2 separate regions of the Homo sapiens genome follow, and region 2 is linked to region 1. Evidence: read pairs that join two places in POLR2A ChIA-PET (ENCODE). Cell type or tissue: PC-9. All regions are shown on one strand. Each heading gives the region's core, and the rest is flanking DNA. Links, peaks and the distances in the headings are about the cores only.

Evidence for each region. ChIA-PET counts read pairs that join two places held together with the same protein. Peaks named below come from ENCODE experiments on the same cell type or tissue, not always from the same donor. Only the 100,000 strongest peaks of a DNase experiment are listed, where the experiment ranks them.
Region 2: POLR2A ChIA-PET joins it to region 1 with 5 read pairs; 2 of 35 experiments call an interaction of 5 or more read pairs at or near these places.

What each region holds. Positions count from the first base shown.
Region 1 is chr11:27,991,318-27,998,998 of GRCh38, reverse strand. LOC124902655 (a long non-coding RNA gene) reads left to right here. Exons shown (of 2, transcript XR_007062636.1): 2 at 1-2,784. Among named protein-coding and RNA genes, the nearest start is that of MIR610, 62 kb to the left of the region's middle. In PC-9, for the core only: no CTCF peak of the experiment used is centred there; a DNase peak (open chromatin) is centred at 3,678.
Region 2 is chr11:27,736,839-27,744,519 of GRCh38, reverse strand. No RefSeq gene overlaps it. Among named protein-coding and RNA genes, the nearest start is that of BDNF, 40 kb to the right of the region's middle. RefSeq lists an enhancer at 3,311-4,002. In PC-9, for the core only: no CTCF peak of the experiment used is centred there; no DNase peak of the experiment used is centred there.

The DNA of each region.
Region 1 (7,681 bases), core at 2,008-6,007:
CAAGTGGAGCTCCGAGGTACTCTTCAGGTATACCACTCTCCCAGCACAACCAACCTGTTCACCAACATGGAAGCTCTCCAAACTTCTTTCTCTTGAGTTTTTATGGAAGCTTCATTATGTAGGCATGATTAATTAAATCATTGGCCATTGGTGCTTAAGTCAATCTCTAGGCTCTCTACCTTCCCTTCAATTACATGGTTGGGTCTCTTGGCAACCAGCCTTCATCCTATGATTATCTAGGGGCTTTCCAGAATTACCTCACTAACATAACCCAGGTGTGGTTGAAAATAGCTTGTTATGAATAACAAATGATGCTCCATTCACCCTTCTGTTATCACTTAGGAAATTCCAAGGGCTTTAGGAGCTCTGTGACAAAAATAGGTACAGACACCAAATATATATTTCTTATCACAGTATCACAGACCCTAATTGTTGAAAATTGATATTAGAACCTTACAGTTAAAGAAACACTATGAGTTTCTTTCCATCCCACTTAACCTTCCGTGCAGTGCTGGAATCTCTTCTATGGTATTCCTACCTCTTTCTGAAAATTTTAATGGATAGGAAACTAATGTCTTTGGAAGGTAACACACTCCATTACTGAAATATTATCATTGTTAGAGAGTTCTGATTTCTATTAAATCCAAATCTGGCTCACTGAGACTTTGGTCCGTTGTTTATAGTTTTATTCTTGAAAGCAATAAAAATTACATATCTTGCCCCCAATTTAACACTTATACCTAACATAAAATCTGCCATGAAGTACTATCAATGATTTGTTATATAAAAATTACAGGAGGTCATTGTTTTGGACTCGGCTCCTGTACTAGGCCCCAAAAAACCAGATTAAAAATAAAAATGGACTCAGCTATGCTGAAGTACCATTTCACCAAACCTGAACTAACTTGATATGTGACTTAGTAATTAGAAGAGAGAAATAACAATTTCCCAAACAGACCAGTTTAAAATCTTTAATCAGCATAATAATGAAGTTTCCTCTGCTTTAATCCTTATTCACAAAAAAGGTAGTGTAAAGTAACCTGATGTTATTTAATGAGTTATTTTTCTATTCTTCTGTCTAAAAGTAACTAATATACTCTTTGTTCTTTGTTTCTGCTTACTTCAGCCCTTCTCTGTCTATAATGCTAAACTCCTCTGCTCAGCCCGTTGGAACACTTATTCTATTTTATGAACTGAAATGTTATCCAATTCTAGAATCACAAATAAAGCCAATAGAAGTATTTAAATTAAATTTGTTGTAATTTTGTCTTTTGACACTTTCTTACAAGGGCTTGATAATGTCATTGGGAATGACCCAGTTCCCTAATGTTTGCATTTCTTGTATTGGTCAGAAATGCCTTCAGCTGCAAGGAAAAGCATACTCAAATATAATAGCTTAAGAAGTGAAGACATGCTCACATAACTAGAAATCTAGAGATAGGCAATTGCTAACGTTTGCGCAACAGTTCAGGGATGCTCAGGGATATTTTCTCTGCAGTTCTCTAGGTCTTTATGGTCATTTCCTTTGTCTAAGGCAGGAAGAAAAAGGAAGTGCTATATCTTTTATTTTCTCATGAAAGCAAATGCTTTCCCAAAAGTCCTGCAACCAGACTGCATGACTTATTTACCATTAGGTTTCCAGCCCTTAATAGAATATGGCACCTATTATGTGAGCACTAAATGTTATAAAATTAATAAATGAATGAATGTCTTATATCAACACAACCATATGAGTAAAACTCTGGCCTTAAAGGTATTCTGACTAGAGGAGAGATAAACATAAAATTAAAATACAAAGCAATCAAAAAGCTCTCACTTTTCTTTAAAGGGAAAGGAAAACAATCATAAGGAAGCAAAGTAGACTTATTTAAGTGTTATTTCTTGCTTGCTAGTAATTTAAAATTGACAAAGGGAGCTCCAGTGGCACATGTTTAATGATTATTATTTTCAAATAAAATAATAATAGAAAACATAAAATAAGTGATCAATAAGTTGGTGTTGTGGAGTCTTCCCTGGTAAAATCTCAAAACACCAAGACTAAAAGTAAAATAACAAAAGTTTTAAGGAAGGAAAAAAACCTGAAAGCTTGTGAGATATCCAAAAATCTCAGACTTCATTCCAGATCTCCTGAATCAAATCTGTATGTTAGCAAGATTCCCAGGTGACTTAGAATGTGCACATCCTTTCATTTTTTTCCTCACTTCACCATCCATTTCTCTTAATTACATTATTATGTAATAAGTGTTCTATTCTTTTACATAATTGTACTGAAGACTCCCAATATTATTATTATATTTTGTACAAGTCATTGATATAGAACTAAGTAATATGGTTTGGTCTGAGATGAAGGACATGTGTACTTTACATCAGAGTTTCACGACCTTGACACTATTAACATTTTGGGCCCCACTGTTCTTTGCTATGGAGGGCTGTCCTATGCACTGTAGGACGTTTAGCAGCATTCCAGGCCTCTACTCACTATATGTCAGTAGCAATCTCCACTCCAGTTGTAAAAACCAAAGGTATTATCAGACATTATCAAATTTTTCCAGGAAACAATATAGTCCCTGATTGAGAAACAATGCTCTACATTAAAACTTTGCCATTTGATAGGAATCTTCCAAGCCATGTTTCTAAATTTCTTTTTATATCTTTTTTTAACTCTTCAGTTTATAACCAGCTGCCACTGTTTACTGTATGTTATGTTATTCTATTACAGGCATATGTCCAAGATATTTTGGGTTCGGTTCCAGACCACTGCAATAAAGCAAATATCGCATTAAAGCCATCATATGGACTTTTTTGTTTCCCAGTGCATATAAAAGTTGTGTTTATACTATCCTATTAGTCTATTAAGTGTGCAGTAGCATTATATCTACAAATCAGTGGGCATGCCTTAATTTTAAAATGCCCTATTGCTAAAAATGCTAACAATTATCTGAAACTTCAGCGAGTTATAGTCTTTTTGCTGGTGAAGGGTCTTGCCTCAATATTGATGGCTGCTGACTGATTAGGGTGGTAGTTGCTGAAGGCTGGAGTGGCTGTGGCAATTTCTTAAAATAAGACAGCAATGAAATTTGTCACATCAGTTGACTCTTCCTTTCATGGAAGATTTCTCTGCAGCATGTGATGCTATTTGATTGCATTTTACCTACTGTAGATGTTTCAAAATTTGAGGCAATCATCTCAAACTCTGCTGCTGCTCTATCAGCTATGTTTATATCATATTCTAAATTCCTTGTTATCATTTCAACAATGTTAACAACATCTTTACAAGGAATAGATGGTGAACTTTCTCAAGAAACCACTTTTTTTGTTCATCCATAAGAAGCAACCCTTAATTTGTCCAAGTTTAATCATGAGATTGCAACAATTCGTCACGTCTTCAGGCTTCATTTCTAATTTTAATTCTCTTGCATGTCCACCATATCTGCAGTTACTTTCTTCACTGAAGTCTTGAACCCTTCATGGTCACCCATGAAGGTTGGAAGCAACTTCCTTCAAACTCCTATTAATGTTGATATTTTTACCTCCTCTCCAAAATTACCAGTGTTCTCAGTGGCATCTAGAACGGTAAATCCTTTCCAAAAGTTTTTTCAATTTACTTTGCCCAGATCCATCAGATGAATCACCATTTATGGCAGCAATAGCCTTACAAAATGTATTTCTTGCATAAGAAGACTTCATAGTTGAAATTACTCCGTGATTCATGGCCTGCAGACTGAATGTTGTGTAAACAGACGTGAAAACAACATTAATCCCTTTGTACATCTCCATTAGCAATCTTGGGTGATGAGGTGCATTGTCAATGAGCAGTAGTATTTTGAAAGAAATCTTTCTGAGCAGTAGGTCACAACAGTGGGCTTAAAATGCTCAGTAAACTATGCTATAAACAGGTACACTCTCATCTAGGCTTTGTTATTTCGTCTATAGAGCACAGGCAGAGTAGACTTAGCGTAATTCTTAAGAGCCCACAGATTTTTGGAATGGTGAATGAGCATTAGCTTCAACTTAAAACTCACCAGCTGCATTAGCCCCTGAGGGGAGAGTCAGCCTGTCCTTTGAAACTTTGGAACCAGGCATTGATTTCTCTCTAGCTGTGAAAGCTGGCATCTTCTTCCAGTAGAAGGCTGTTTTGTCACCACTGAAAATCTGTTGTTTGGTATAGCCTCTTTTATTAATGATCTTAACTGTATCTTCTGCATAACTTGCTGTAGCTTCTCCATCAGCACTTGCTGCTTCACCTGGCACTTACATGTTCTGGAGAAGTCTTCTGTTAAACCTTGTGAATCAATCTCTGCTACCTTCAAACTTTTCTTCTGCAGCTTGCTCACTTATCTCCCAGCCTTCACAGAATTGAAGAAATCTAGGGACTTGCTCTGGATTAGGCTTTTGCTTAAGGGAATGTTGTAGCTGGTTTGATCTTCTATCCAAACCACTAAAACTTTCTCTATGTCAGCAGTAAGGCTGTTTTGCTTTTTTTATGATTCATGTGTTCACTGCAGTAGCATTTTTAATTTTCTTCAATAACTTTTCTTTGCATTCACAACATGGCTAACTACTTGGCACATGAAGCCTATCTCAGCTTTCAACATGTCTTCCTTGGTAAACTTCATCATTTCTAGGTTTTGATTTTAAGTGAGAGATGTGCAACTCTTCCTTTCACTTGAACACTTAAAAATTAGGCAATTGGAGGGTTATTAATTGACCTAATTTCAATATTGTTGTGTCTCAGGGAATAGAGAGGCCTGAGGAGAAGGAGAGAGATCAGGAAACAACTGGTCAGTAGAGCAGTTAGGACACAAACATTTATGAATTAAGTTCCCCATCTTATATGGGTGAGGTTCATTGTGCCCCAAAACAATTCCAATAGTAACATGAAAGATCACTGATCACAGATCATTATAACAAATATAATAATGATGAAAAATTTTAAAATATTGTGAGAATTACCAACATGTGACACAGAGATGCGAAGTGGGCACATGCTGTTGGAAAAATGGACTTGCTCAACGTAGGCTTGCCACAGGTCTTCAATTTGTAAAAAACACACAATCTGTGAAGCTCAATAAAGCAAAGTGTCATAAAGCAAGTCTATACCTGGATTTGCTTTTTATTTGGTACTATATCTCCTTGGGTAATTTTTCAATAGAGGGTGTGTAGACATAGACTTCTTAAGTTCTTATTTGTCCAAAAATAAGACAATTTTGGACAATTAAGTTCTTCTTTGTCCAAAAATATCTCAACTTGGCTCTTAGTAGCTTGGGTGATTAAATAATTCCAAATTTAGCATTCTTTCCACCCAGAACTCTGAAGATATTGCTTCACTGGCTCATGCAGTGTTGCCTATGTGAAGTCTGATACCTGTATTATTATTCCTCATAGATTTAGGGATATATCTACTTACTACAGGTTGAGTTAGATAAAACTGGCAATGTGTGACCATTTTTTTCTTATAAAGCAACAAGTTCAGGTAGTTTAATCTAATATTTGCTATTTGTCTTTTTATTATATTTATATTATTATATTTCCTTTCCTCCCTTGATCAAATTCTTTTGAATTTTTTGGTTACATTTTTCTTTATTAGTTTGAATGCATACTTTCTTTTACTGTGAGTAATTACACTAGAAATTATAACATGCGCCATTGACTTACCAAAATCTAATGGTACTTGGCAATGTTACCTCCTCCCAGACAATACAAAGACCTTTACACACTTTCACTTCATTTACCTTCTCTTGACTTACATGTTTTTGTGTATATATAAGTTTGCTGTACATTTTAACATTAAAAAAGTTGCTATCTTTATACAATGTTGATTTAGCTTTATTCCCATCACTTTGCATTTTGGTTGCTTTCCATTCCTCCTGTGTCTTCTGGATGCCACTAAGTACTCTTTTCTTTTGGCCTGAAAAATCCCCTTTAGAGCAGTTTGTCTTGTGGATTTTATGAGTACTTATTTACTGGAGACTATCTTATCCCAGCTTTATTTTATTTTATTTATTTTATTATTTTATTATTTTATTTTTTTGAGACAGGGTCTCACTCTGTAGCCCAGGCTGGGGTGCAGTGGCACAATCACGGCTCACTGCAGCCTTGACCTCTTGGGCTCAAGCAATCCTTCCCCTTCAGCCTCCCTAGTAGCTGGGACTACCCACATCCACCTAATTTTTAAAAAATTTTTTGTAGAGATGAGGGCTCACTCACTATGTTGTCCGGGCTGGTCTCAAACTCCTAGGCTCAGGTGAATCTCCCACCTTGGCCTCCCAAAATGTTGGGATTATATGCCTGAGCCACCGTGCTGGCACCATATTTATACTTGATGAATATTTGATTGGCTATAAAATTCTAGGTTGGCAGGTGTTTTCTTTTAGTGCCTTAATGACATCCATTCCACCGATTTTAATTAGGAGGAGTCAGGGTCAGTATTACTGTTACTCCTTTAAAGACAATGTCTTTAATATTTTTTCCCTTTGTTTTTGGCTTTCTATTTCTACACTTTCACTATATTTGGATGTGGATTTCTTTCTTTTCTTTCCCCTTTCTTTTTAAATCATGCTTGAAACTCAATGAACATCTGAAATCTGTAGATTGAGATCTTTTATCAGGGAACTTTTCAATCATTATCTCTTTAAATACCTTATTTCATCATGTTCATAATACTGTCGATTATAACTTGCATGATTAATTCACATATCCAAGAAAAAAAAAGAAGAGACTCATGGCTGATTAAATAAACTCTAACATACACCACTGTCGCTTAAGAATTTGGATCTTATTCTTCTTGCAGAAGCTCTTTTTCTAAGATAAAATTGTGTTATATGTCATTGTTTAGATCTATATACATTGGGGTTCTGCAGAGAAACAGAGCCAATATGGATGTGTATACAGAAATAAATATATTTATTTTGAGGAATTGACTCATGTGATTGTGAAAGCTTAGTCAGTCCAAAATCTGATAGGAGAGGCTAGCAGGCTGGACACTCTGGAAAGAGTTTTAGTTCGAGTCCAAAGGCAGTCTATTGGGAAATCAAGAAGAACCAATATTGCACATGAAGTCTAAAGTCAGTCTGCTGGATAATTCCCACCAGCTTAGATGAGGTCAGCCTTTTGTTCCATTCAGGCCTTCAATGGATTGGATGAGGCCCACCCACATTATGAAGCACACTTGCTTTACTCAGAGTCTACTGATATAAATAAATGTAAGACTCATCCAAAAATACACCCATGGAAACATACAGAATAATGCTTGACCTGATATGTGGGCACTGGGGCCCAGCCAGGTTGATACATAAAATTCATCATCACAATACCCATCAAGGAAAATATATGCAAAACAATTACCAACATAGATATTCCTAAAACTTTTTCCCACTAAGAATCCAAATTTTCCTAATCACATTTTGACTACTGTCCGTGTATAGCATTTTCTCAAAGATTCCATAAAGGAACAAAAAGCCATAGTGATAGGCTCTCAATCTGGCTTTGAAATTATGTAAAGCTAGCCTACTACTGACCTCCTTGAGAACATTGTTAAACAGTTCTGATTGAGCTCCTTCATTCCCTCCCCACAAACATTTGTTTCCTAGGAAAGTGAAGAGAGTGCTCCATTATTGTCCTTGAGATTTTATTCCAAATAACTGACCTCCCATTCTGGAAGTTTTCATGGTTATCCTTTTGA
Region 2 (7,681 bases), core at 1,586-5,585, 250 kb after region 1:
TTTCTCATTCATTCAGCCTATATTGAGTACTTGCTCTATACAAGTCCCTGTGCTGGGCACTAATGATAATAAAAAACTAATGACATAGCTGATGCTCATGGAGCATTTCCTATGTGCTAGGTACTTTTTTAGGAGCTCTGCAGGTATTAACTCACTTAATCCTCACAACAACTTCTGAGGAGATACTATTTTAATCCCTAGGGACAGAGTAATGAATAAGGCAGTGCCTATCTCTGGAGCAGCTGACAGAATTTGGGGCAAGTTATTGATTTCCAAAACAGGGAGAGAAGTCTTACTAGAGTGATAAGAACAAAAAGGCTGAGGGTGCCTGGAGAAAGAAGAAACTAACTCTGAAAGAGTTTGGGAAGGCTTCATGGTAGAATAAAAAGAATATGCAATAATATTGGGGCTTGAAGATAGGTTCTGGAAATGGAGAATTTAGTGTCACTGAAGGGAAATCAAACCAAACTCTTATTTATTTATTTATTTATTTATTTGATAGGGTCTAGCTCCATCGCCCAGGATAGAGTGCAGTGGTGTGATCATGGTTCACTGTAGCCTCTACCTCCTAGGCTTAAGCTATCTTCCTGCCTCAGCTCCCCCTGTAGCTAGGACTACAGGCACATGCCACCTTGCCTGGCTAATTTTTAAATATTTTGTAGAGATGGAGTCTCACCTTCTTGCCCAGGCTGGTCTCAAACTCCTGGGCTCAAGCAATCATCCCACCTCTGCCTAACAAAGTGCTGGGATTACAGGTATGAGCCACCATGCCCAGCAGCTTTTTTGTCTTAACCAGGAACCATGCCGAACATTTGGCATACATTATCTCAGTTAATTTCCCCCATTTCATATTATTAGCCTTTACAGCAGAAGAGTGAAAATTCAAACAGCAGAGCTAATAAGAAAGTGAGCCAAAATTGAATCCAGGTCTGTCTGAAAAGAGGGGTATATATGAAGAGTATGGGCATCCAAGATGGGAGGAAAGATTGTAAAGAGGCTGAGGAAACGTTGTTCCCTTTACATGACTATTGGAGAAAGATGGAGCTTCTATATACACAGCCACAGGATTTGCCAAACCAGAGAGATACAGTTATTTATAGTTACATAGCTTGACAAAGGGTTTTTGAAAAGTTTGTGAATTTACTTATACCTTTACAAGTTCTAAAAATGAATTTCCATTTAGGGACGCATTTAACACAATGCCAATGTAGAAAATATAAAATTACATGAAATTCTAACTCTACTGGAAAATCTGGGATCGGCCTAGAGCAAACACATTGATATGCTAGCTTCCTCTCAATTAAGCCTGGGAAATGTGATTGACTGTGACTCTATGCTTACAAAAAGATTCTTTCCCCCTTATTCAATTCAGTAAAGACATAGACATGGGTAGCACATGGGCGCAGTGATTAACAAGAGTGGTTGCCTCCAGAAATTAAACTCAGAAGTAGTAACGAAAGAGAATATCTTAAAATTTTTTAACTAAATCCACCTTGAAAACATCACACCTCTCTACTCTTTTGTCTATAATGATTTGCAAAGAACATATGCTTAATTCTAATCGCAATATGGATCCAACATAAAAAGCCAAGATATCTTTCTAATGTATCGACCCAATAATAAAGATACTTAATAGATGGCTAAGAAGTAACCACGAATGGCTAAAATAAAGCATCCTTGAGAAAGAATGGTCCAGAGGACAGAGGAATAAGACCCCAAGAGGTGGACTGTTGATTAAATAGTAGGCTAAATTTGGACTTTATCCTAAAAGCAATGGCAAGTCACTGAGCAATTTTAAGAAACATGATATGAGTTTTGACCATGGAGATCAAGGGTACCATGAGAGTACATGGTTAAGATTTCTAAATCAAGTGAGGAAATCAGGGAAGGCCTCACAGAGCAAGTGACATTGAGGAACCAAAGGAAGAGAAGAGCTAATGGATGAAGAAGAGGATGATAGTGTTCTAGGCAGAGAAAATGTAAGAATTGCACATTCAAGGAACTGAACAAAGTTCAAAAATGGCTGAAGCATGACTGAGGAGATGAGGGAGAGGGATGCGATGAGAGAAGTAAGCAGTGCACAGATCGTACTTCCTGCTGCCTTGGAAGTAGTTTTCAGAGTTTAGACAAAACAAAAAACAAACAAAAAAAACCTTATGTTTAAAAGAAAGATGATCTAGCTACAACATGGGGAAGGGCCGAAAGCCTCTGGATGTGGTCCTTATGAAAACAAGTACATACTTCCGTGGAATATCTTATCTTTGCATAAACTTACTTAGCTGGAAAAATATCTTTTGCCCACTGATTTTTCTTGGTTGACAAAGTGGAACGTGGGATTAAAATAACAGGGGTCTCTCAAAGCTTGCAAAGAAAGAAACAATATTTTCTGAAGATTTAATTGTATGTTCCAGGCAAGCCGGATGAGAGCAGAGATGGAGAAAGTTACCAAAAATTGAAAGGAATCTGGCCAGAGTATGCATTTGTCTAGATGCAAAAACCTATCTAAAGAGAGAACTGATTGTCCCTGTGACAACAAACAAACAAACAAACAAAGCAAATGTTGGTGCTGTGATTCTACATACTATCCAAGAGGGAGAGAATCTTGCCCAGTGGACTTTGAATAATATGGCACCATTGCAAAATCATTCCTGTAGTGGAGACAAATGCTTCAGACCAATTATCTCAACCCTGATAACCAAGAGAATCACATATGGTTTTTAAGAGAAAACAAATACAAATGTCTTGCCCTAATCGTAGGTCTGAAATGGATCCCAAGCTTCTGAAAATTTTGTAGACTCCAATAGTCCCAGAGACATAGCCAGAGTGGAGAATCACCACTGTGTCAGGTAATCTTAGCCTGACATTGGAATAAATTTAATCTCTTTATACAGATTCTATGATCATGCTACAATCTTCTGCTTATAATTTGGTTTCACCTGTAGGTCTTCACGGAGGGAAAGAATGTGCTGATTCCTGCTACACAATTATTCCAGGGCAAATGATAACTACATTTCTTTTTAAAAATTGATCAACTAATATTGGCAATTTATATAACAATCTTGATATGCCCAGTTAATATAAATCTGACTTTGAGAGAATAATACTTCTCTCTATGTAATGACAAATCGGGTTTCAGAGGCTGTAAGTCTCAAAGCTCAGATTCTGGATCATCTAACTTCACCAAGATAATGTCATCATTTGAAGCTTTGTAGGGGTTAGCTAGCAGGAGTTACTAACTGATTTTTATTAACCTTACACAAATGCTTTATTTCCCTCCAGAAATTATCAATCAACAGTATTTTAAACTGAAGCACAAATAGTAGTGGTTTAGAAGTGAGATTCCAGGTACTGGGACATTGAACACATTCTTTAATGAGTCCTCTGGTTATACTTAAACTATTAGCCCCACTTACCTTAAAAATATTGTTTTCATCATCAAGGGAAAGTGTTCCCTGCAGTGTATTAAGCTGTTCTAGGGTGAGAGGGAAAATATTATAATTTAAAAGTGGAAATGAATATAAAAGATGCATCATAAACTTCACAGACGCAGCAGCAGGTACTAAAAGAGGTCTTTATTTTATTAAAATATTAAACGACTATTCAACTGAGTAAGCTCAGCTTCAGTGGGTATTGTTCTGGCTTTGTAACAGCAGTCGTTACCCTTTTTCAAATGTAAATGGGGGGTATCTTTTGTCATCAAGAAAAGTTGCAAGAAACAATGGAGAACGGAAGAAATGTCATAAAAGCAAATGGAAGAAGCACAGAGGTGGATAATTCAGCTGCAACATCCTTGAAAACGTGCCAAAAATCTTTATCTACTGAGGGAGCTGCAGTGGGGAATGAGAAATCTCTTATCCCAGAAAGGAAGGCTTCTTGTTTTCCTGCAGAGCTGGCAATGGGCCAGAGTAGCCATCCAGAGGAAAATGGAAGAATAGAGTTTGCTAGAAGGAGTCCCAGGTGAAAGCAAAGAGACTTGTGAGTGAAAGGGAAGAAAACAATCGCTTGCTGTTTTCCACCGCTTTCTAAGGAAGGACAGTGCTAGATGCAGGCTGGGTACCTGCAGGTCCTTAGGACTTCCATAGGAGATACCCCCAGAAGATAAAAGAAAAGCTGACACCTCTGTAATGGCTCAGATAGCAAAAAGAAGCTTGACCTCTTAACATTCCAGCTATATGTGTACCCTTACCACATAGTCCAGGTCTAAGCCGAAAAGAATGGTCACCCCACAGCACCAATTTGTATGAGACCTCCATTTAAACTGGTGTTAGAAATATAGAAATAAAGTAAGGGAGAGGACATGGCATTTTTTTTTTCTCAAAATGCATCTCTCTGGGCTCACAATATGGCTAGTGAATGAGTGGTCATGCAAACAGATCTGGGAATTAGAAAGCCCTGACTTTGAACACCAGGTCTGCTGCCTACTGGTTGTATGATCTTGTATACATTACTTAACCTCTCTGGGTTTCCTTTGCCTCATTTATTAAATCAGAAAACAATATATTTTCCACAGAGTTGTTATAAAAGTTAAATAAGGTGCCCGATACACGGTTTGGCATAGAGCATCCTAACCAGGAATGAAATGGTAGTAGGGCAAGAGAATATTTTGAACTGTGATCCACTGTCTTCCCCACTCCACCTCCACCACTTCCACCTCAACTCCCCATTTCATTTCTTCACATAGACTCTGTGACACTTTCCTCAGCCCTGGCAGCTGCAGTAAATTCCCCCTTTGCCTTAGAGAAGGTTGTGAGCATGGAACTAAGGAAGAAAGTAACTGATTGGCTCTCGAGTTTCAAGAACTGTGATCTAAGTGTTACTCAACAAAATATTTATAAGAATAAATGATTACATTTTATTTTCTTTCTCCACACCAAGTAAATATTCCAGGACTGAGAAGAGAGGATGACTGTTGAGACAGACAGGATTCGAACAGAATAGGGAGAGACAGCTGAAGGTGGCCAAAGTACCATTTGTTGTCAGCCCAAAGCAGTCACCAGCAGAGAACTGGCTCAGTGCCCACATATAGTTCCCTTTCCATTCCTGGACCCCTGTGCATCACCTGACTTGAGCAGCTATATTAGCTTTCTTCTCATCAGCTAGTGAGGTCCACCCAATGACAGCAGCCAACATGTCATCCAAGGATCACCCAATGATTGTCTGAAAGTGATCCCCATTTTTTCCCTCAAGACTTTGTTCAGAACTATCCAACCCATTCTGCAATTCCCCTCAGTGACCAGAACACTCATTGGTCCAGGCAACTTAGATGGGTGATAGTGGTTCAAATAGAAGTCCTTCATATCTAGCCAAGATATTATTTGGTGGAACCAGATGGAAAACTAGCACTGAAGGAGGACAGTGTGGCACTCCTGCACTTCCTATATTATAACAACTATTGTCATTTTAATTTATACCCATAAAATCCCCAGGCAAATTCTGACCATCCTCTATTATGAATTTAATCTCAAGAAGCAAAATAAATCTACTCAGTATTCTATGATTGTAGGAAAAACCCACTAGCTAATAAACAAATAAATAAATAAATAAATGGTCTATTTTCTGACTCCTTGAGCCATACAGCTGGAAATAAAAAGGCCCATTTCCACAGTAGCAAAATAATCAATTACTGTCCTAAGCCATCCCTAAAATGTCAATGAGTCTTTAAAGGATCCTGAAGCTTACCTTTGCCCCTCTACTTAGCAAGGCTCCTACAATGGCTTCTTCACAGTTCAAAGTGGCTGGAGAACTGTCCATAGATTAAGAAGGGAAAATCCAGCTGGCCACGGTGGCTCATGCCTGTAATCCCAACACTTTAGGAGGCCCAGGTAGGCAGATCACCTGAGGTCAGGAGTTCAAAACTAGCCTGGCCGACATGGTGAAACCCTGTCTCTACTAAAAATACAAAAATTAGCTGGGCATGGTGGCATGTGCCTGTAGTCCCAGCTACTTGGGAGGCTGAGGCACGAGAATCACTTGAAGCCAGGAGGCAGAGTTTGCAGTGAGCCGATATCGTGCCACTGCACTCCAGCCTGGATGACAGAGCGAGAACCTGTCTCAAAAAAAAAAAAAGGAAAATCCATTATCACTAAACCAGCTTTAAAAAGTTATGCAGAGCCAAGTGCAGTGGCTCACACCTGTAATCTCAGCACTTTGGGAGGCTGAGGTGGGCAGATCACCTGAGGTCAGGAGTTTGAGACCAGCTTGGCCAACATGGCGAAACCCCATCTCTACTAAAAACACAAAAATTAGCGGGGCTTGGTGGTGCACAGCTGTAATGCCAGCTACTTGGGAGGCTGAGGCATGAGAATTACTTAAACCTAGGAGGCAGAGTTTGCAGTGAGCCGAGATCGTGCCACTTCACTACAGCCTAGGCAACAGAGCCAGACCTTGTCAAAAAAAAAAAAAAAAAAAAAAAGGCAGAAGAAGAAGGTCAAGGATGGCTCAAGAATTTTCTATGGGGACATGGAAAATAATTTTCAAAATTTCCAACTTGCCCCTGAGAATTCAGGTAGCCTGTGATGCTCCTGGGTTTTGCTGCACATGAAACACTGGACATATGAATAAGCCAGAAAAAGCAAGTAGGTATTCAGTGAAACAAAGCAAGTAATAAGGTGTGAGTTTTCCATGCAGAATGTGCTCTAAGAATAATGTTGGGTAAAGGAAGCATTTGTGAAGAATGCCTGTGAGATAAAACATCGTCAAGCAGTTTGGCTTGACTTCTATCTTCCTTCCCTTGATGGGTATTATAAAGAGAGTCCACAGGGCAAATTTTGGAACAGGATGTATCTGAAGCCTTCCTAAATGAACTCCAGTATTTATGACACTAATATAGTACAGAAAGTGTTGAAACTCTGTAACACATTGTACATTAAAATCTTGACCCTCCTCTTTCCTTAACCAGTATCATACTGTACCACTGTATCTTTCCCCCACTTTTTCTTCATTCTGTTTTCAACTGATTGTAAAGGGAATTTGAGCTACATTTTAGAGAAAATAAGAATGCCAATAACTGGTAGAGTGTGAGCATCATAAAGCCAGTAGCCAGGTCTGTCTTTTTCACTGCTCTAACCATAGCAGTGTCTAGTTCATAGTCAATCTCTACTCATTTATTCACTCACTCATTCATTCATTCATCAGTCACTCTGCAAGCATTTATGGGGTACCAACTAGACACAAGATACGTTCCAAGAGATTAATACATAACAGGGAACAAAATAGATGAAGTCCCTGCCTTCACAGGGCTTGTAGTCTGATAGAGTGATTCAAACAATAAACAAAGATACAAAATGTCAATCATTGATAAATACTTTAGAAGAAAATAAAGTAGAATACCATTCTAGGAAATGCCAAGGGGTGCAGGGCAAGAGGAGAGGACAGACAGTGGGGATAAGGTGCATTTGAGGTGGTCAAAGAAGACTTCTCTGACAAAGTGACCTTTAACCAAAAATGTGAGAGAGTAAGAAAATGAGACATGTAGTTGTCAGAAGCAAGTCTCTAGCAGGCTGAGAAGGGAACTCATAGGTACTGAAGAGGGACATGATTAAAGAATTGTAAGACAGTCAGTGTGGTTGGAACAAAATGAGCGATGGTGAGAGTTGAAGGAGATATAGTCAGAGAAGTAGTGGGAGCCTTGAGGAGGAGGAAAATAATGCAGAGCCTCACAGATCCCATAAGAACCAAGCTG